Linked DNA regions of Homo sapiens: region 2 is linked to region 1. A link is an interaction called in ENCODE POLR2A ChIA-PET data of the cell type or tissue named here. Cell type or tissue: Panc1. All regions are shown on one strand. Links, peaks and the distances in the headings refer to the core of each region. The heading gives the core; the rest is flanking DNA.

What was found. ChIA-PET counts read pairs that join two places held together with the same protein. Peaks named below come from ENCODE experiments on the same cell type or tissue, not always from the same donor. Only the 100,000 strongest peaks of a DNase experiment are listed, where the experiment ranks them.
Region 2: POLR2A ChIA-PET joins it to region 1 with 12 read pairs; 2 of 35 experiments call an interaction of 5 or more read pairs at or near these places.

Annotation. Positions count from the first base shown.
Region 1 is chr5:79,503,178-79,506,096 of GRCh38, forward strand. The region is part of intron 1 of HOMER1 (homer scaffold protein 1); the gene reads right to left. Among named protein-coding and RNA genes, the nearest start is that of HOMER1, 9.5 kb to the right of the region's middle. In Panc1, for the core only: no CTCF peak of the experiment used is centred there; a DNase peak (open chromatin) is centred at 1,114.
Region 2 is chr5:79,203,282-79,206,200 of GRCh38, forward strand. All of the region lies in intron 1 of LOC124901011 (a long non-coding RNA gene), which reads right to left. Among named protein-coding and RNA genes, the nearest start is that of JMY, 31 kb to the right of the region's middle. In Panc1, for the core only: no CTCF peak of the experiment used is centred there; no DNase peak of the experiment used is centred there.

The DNA.
Region 1 (2,919 bases), core at 105-2,604:
TATGTGTATTATATACTGTACTCATACAATTAAGTAAACTAGGGAAAAATAAAACATGTTATTAAGAAAAGCAGGCCAGGCATGGCGGCTCACGCCTGTAATCCCTACACTTTGGGAGGCTGAGGCAGGCAGATCACTTGAGGTCAGGAGCTCGAGACCAGCCTGGAAAACACGAAATCCCGTCTCTACTAAAAATACAAAAATTAGCCAGGCTTGGCAGCATGCGCCTGTAATCCCAGCTACTCAGGAGGCTGAGACAAGAGAATCACTTGAACCCAGGAGGCGAGATTGCAGTAAGCCAAGATCATGCCACTGCACTCCAGCCTGGGTGACAGAGTGAGACTCTGTCACAAAGAGAAAAAAAAAAAAAAAAAAAACAGAGGCCAGGTGCCATGGCTCACGCCTGTAATCTCAGCACTTTGGGAGGCTGAGGCAGGTGGTTCACCCGAGGTCAGAAGTTCAAGACCAGCCTGGCCAACATGGCAAAACCCCGTCTCTATTAAAAATACAAAAATTAGCTGGGTGGGATTCAGCAAGACTCTGCCTCCAAAAAAAAAAAAAAAGAAAGAAGAAAATCATAAGTAAGAGAAAATGTATTTACTATCCATTAAGTGGAAGTCGATCATCATAAATATTCTTATCTTCATCTTCACATTGAGCAGGCTGAGGAGGAAGAGGAGGAAGGGTTGGTCTTGCTGTCTCAGGGGTGACAGCAGTGGAAGAAACTCTGCATTTAAGTGAACCTACACAGTTCAAACCTGTGTTGTTCAAGGGCATCTGTACTAAAATGTTGCAAAATACAATTAAACAGCAATGTCATCATTAATGTCTATTTCCACTATACTAACATATGCATAGCAATAAATATCAATTTAACAATAGTAAAATACTAAATGAAAGCAACAATGAAATACACAACTAAAATCTTACAGATCATCACTTGGGTAAGGAAAACAGCAGCCTGCGAGATCTAGAATTTTTTTTTTTAAATCAACAGAATCTCAAGAAAGACGAGTTTAAGAGTGACTTGGGAGTAGTCCCACTGAGCTTAATGTATACAGAACCCTGGCAATACTCAGTAAACAAGAGTAGGAGGAATCCTCAATCTGTAAACATCCTGGGAGCTGGCAGAGTGATTAAGCAAAGCACACAAATTTTAATGTTAAAAGCCATGAGACAGTGATTCATAACAGAGTAAGAAAGAAAACAGCACTGTTTTACAAAAGAATAAGCAAAAAAAAAAAAAAGGGCACAGAAAGGTAAAGGGATAGGCTAAGCAACTTAAATATTATAATAGGTTCAAAATATTTGTCCCATATACATTTAGGAATGTACAGACTTATCTTCCAGGAAGACTGACTGATAGAAATTCCTAATATGAGTATTTTGAGGTCTTTGATAGTCATGTCCTAAAGATCATTACTAAGAGCCAATGAGGGAAGCTAGAAAGTAACTGGGCAGAAAATTCCAACTCACACAAAGAAAGTCTTGTTCAGAACAACTCTTATAAATACTTAAATAAAACAGAAGAAAGACAATAACTACTTAAGATTGAGATATACGTAAATATAAAAGAATCCAAAAATTTACTTAGAAAAATTATCAGAAAAATAATTGGTATATCCAACTATCGGCCTAATTGCTAGAAATCAGGATTTTCTATTTATGAGCACTAATTCCCCCAAATCCTTTCAACTAATATTGCACATATGTACTGCACTATGAACTTGTGGGTTAGGAAGCACAGCGTATAATACCCAAAGAGATATGTATCAGAGCTATGTCTCTCAGTAGACTTCTATTAAGACTCCCCAACTAGGCTGGGCACAGTAGCTCATGCCCATAATCCCAGCACTTTGAAAGGCCAGGGTGGGTGGAGCACTTGAGGTCAGGACCAACATGATGAAACCCCATCTCTACCAAAAATACAAAAATTAGCCAGGTGTGGTGGTGCACCTGTAGTCCCAACTACTCCGGAGGCTGAGGCAGGAGAATCATCTGAGCCTGGGACATGGAGGTTGCAGTGAGCTGAGATGGTGCCACTTCACTCCAGCCTGGGTGACACAGCAAGACTCTGTTTCAAAAAAGACTCCCCAACTAGACAATGAGAAATTAGGAACAAACCATTCTATGGAAAGGGGGGGAATCATGGACATTCTCCTCTACAGGCCTCTGGACTCTGAGGCATGTGACCACATGGATCCAGACATGCCAATAGACATGACATAATAAACATGACTTTCAATGATCTTGTAAAGTAATGAAATTGTGTTCCCTAAGCACAGTTTTTTGTTTGTATTTAATGTCTACCTAACTCTTGCTTGGTAATTTTACAGAAAGCCCTCAATTCTTACAACTTTTGTGCCTTGAGGACATGGTGCCAACACTTCTCAAAAGATAACATTGAAACTCTTCTTGTTTTATGAAAGAACATTAAAATAAGATGTTCGTAAAGCCAAGCTAATTTTTAAAGCTAATATTAATATTAGGTGTTAAGAGATAAAGGTGATTTTTTAAAAGGTAGAGAAAATGAAAAGGTAAGTGTACTATGAAGATAAAACATTGATTAGATTACTGGTTTTGGGGGGTTTTATAAACAATTTTATTTTCTGATACAAGACAGAAAACAATGACTTTTTGCCTTCCTTTAGTAGTCTACCTTAATAGAAAAAAACATAAATAAGGGTAAATAAGATTCAGTTATTAACTAAGTCAAATGTTAGTTCTATGTATAAAATTATTTTAGCTACGCAAGAGCCATACTGGCTTCACAATCCATTTTTGGGCGGACAAAACCTCACTGAAAGAATAGTAAAAAAGATGACCCTATAAAATTAATTCTATTATCTGAAATGTTTAGCAGACAAAAAAAATTAAATTAATTCTAAATTGTACTTACCAGAGAAGTGAACAAATTTT
Region 2 (2,919 bases), core at 212-2,711, 300 kb before region 1:
AGGCTGGGGTGCAGGGGTGCAATCACAGCTCACTGCAGCCTCCACCTCCCAGGCACAGCCATTCTCCCCGCTCAGCCTCCTAAGTAGCTGTGACCACAGGCACGTATCACCATACCCAGCTAATTATTGTATTTTTCGTAGAAACAGGATTCGGCCGTGTTGCCAGCCTGGTCTCGAACTCCTGGGATTAAGTGATCTTCCCGCCTCAGCCCCCAGAGTGCTGAGATAACAGGTGTGAGCCACCGTACCCCGTTCAGATTTTTAAAATCATCAGTTTGAGAAACACTAACCCAGAGAGTGATCAGGATGCTGAGGATGTCTGGGAAATGAAGGAACTGAGACTGGGGGAAAGAATGTACGCTTGAACTCAGATCTGTTATCTTTTCTTTCTTTCTTTTTTTTTCTTTTTTGAGATAGAGTTTCCGCTCTTGTCGCCCATGCTGGAGTGCAGTGGCGCGATCTCAGCTGGCTGCAACCTCAGCTCATTGCAACCTACGATCTCATTTCACAGCAACCTCCTCCTCCCGAGAATCATTCAAGCAATTCTCCTGCCTCAGCCTCCCGAGTAGCTAGGACTACAAGTGCACACCACCACCCCCAGCTAATTTTTTTTTAATTTTTAGTGGAGACAGTGTATCACCATGTTGGCCAGGGTGGTCTTGAACTCCTGACTTCAGGTGATCTGCCCACCTCAGCCTACCACAGTGCTGGGATTACAGGCGTGAGCCACCATGCCAGACCTCAGATCGGTTTTCTAATCCCAGCTCAGCCACTTAGAAGTTTCATGACCTTTCTCACCTGTAAAATGGGTATGAAAATACTGATCTTGGCCAGGCGCGGTGGCTCACGCCTGTAATCCCAGCACTTTGGGAGGCCGAGTTGGGCAAATCACAAGGTCAGGAGTTCAAGACCAGCCTGGCCAATATGGTGAAACCCCATCTCTACTAAAAATACAAAAATTAGCCAGGTGTGGTGGTGGGCACCTGTAGTCCCAGCTACTCGGGAGGCTGAGACAGAATAGCTTGAACCCGGGAGGCAAAGGTCGCAGTGAGCCAAGATCACACTACTGCACTCCAGCCTGGGTGGCAGAGTGAGACTCCATCTCAAAAAAAAAAAAAAAGAAAAGAAAAGAAAATACCAATCTTGTAATGTTTTTGTAAAGACTGGCAATAGAATGTATAAAACGTCTAGCCCACTGTCTAGTTCACAGTGTGCCAATAAAATGTTATGCACATCTCTTATTAGCGTTAATTATTTCACCAGGGTAAAAGAAAGCTAGAAGAAACAGAAAGAAGATTATCAGGAGACCTTTTCGTATAGAAGAGGGAATAGACAATGAGAAGCCCATCCAAATGGCAGGAGAGCTGATGGGCAGAATGGGGAGAACATTAACCCCAAAATATGTCACTTTGGTATTTGAGAAAATAGCAGAAGCAGGAAAGTCTCTGACTGGTCCTTCTCCTCTGCCTGAAGCTGGTCATAAAATACTCATAACAAAGGTAGCTTCCCTACATTAAGAGGAAAGAAACATCCTTATTTTCGAAGACTCAGAGATGTCAAGAAGAATCTGAACCAACAGCTCTTGCTAAATTTCCCTTAGTTTATTACTATTAGGTCATACTTTCTTTGTCCAATTATATTTCTTCATGACTGTCCACTCTTCCTCAAACCTAAGTATAAAAATACACAGATTTTTCCTTTTGTTTGGGTCTCCATTTCTGAAGGCTCCCATGTCACATAAAATTTTTATTAAACAAATTAGTATGTTTTTCTATTGTTAATTTGTCTCTTGTTATATGTACCTCAGCCATGTACCTGGCAATGGGTGAGGGAAAATATTACTTTTTCTCTTCTCCAGAACCCATAGGCAGAAGCTGTAAAAATGTATCTCTGCTTCTAGGAGAAAATGCTTTATAATGACTGAGCAGGCACAAAGTTGAAACGATGCCTAAGGAAACATTGAGCTCCTTAGCAATGGCCTCCTTTAAATGATTGGAAAGTTATATGGTAAGAATGTTGTAAATTAGATTCTTATACTAGTGGAAGATCTCCTTCAAATCCCAGATTTTATTATTCTCATTTCAAAGAGGTACCTTCTCTCCACCCATACCACATTTCAGAGGTTTAAAGCCCATAAAAGTAAATAAATACTGCATACTAAAATTTTACTCATAAAGCCCCTGACGACCTCCCAATGGCAAAGAGAAAAACATCTACTAACCATGCTTAGTGACTATGAAGACTTGGTAAGTCAATAAAACCATGTGTTTCTTGTGTTCAAAAATATTTAGAAATGTACCTTGAGCTATTTACCATTTCCTTGTCTCCTGGTTCATTCTTTCCTTCCACTCACCTTAGGCCTGTGTGCTCAAGGACCATTTATTCCAGATATCCCACTTCTACTTCTGAACCTTCTTCAACACCATGTGTCTATGACACCTTCATCTTCCTGTAAGTTTGCCCTCTACTTATATAGATACAGCTTTTAATAGCCCATTTCCTCAAATACTTTTAATTAAAATAGACAAGGAGAGTCACATATTAAAACAGAATAAAAATATTAACACTCTGCTGAAAAATATACAGCCTGAAAGAGGCTATAACTGTAATATTTGTGATCACGAGGTTTGGAAAAGCAAACAAGCATTCATCAAATTCTCCATTATGAAATAAGCTGTATCTTAGTGAGTTTGGGTCGTTGATTTTGGAACTAAAAAATGCTGATAACTTTATGCATGGACGGATAGATGGCTGTGCCAGCTATCTTCTATTTCCTTCATCCCACCCCTACATCCACTCTCCCCACTTCTCCAGCAAGCTGACCTCTATGAAGTGTTTCAAGAGACTCTCTTGCCCTCTGGTTTCCTGTTGGGGCTTGGCCAGTGAAAAGCACTGGCAGGAGATGAGAGGAAGGGAGGG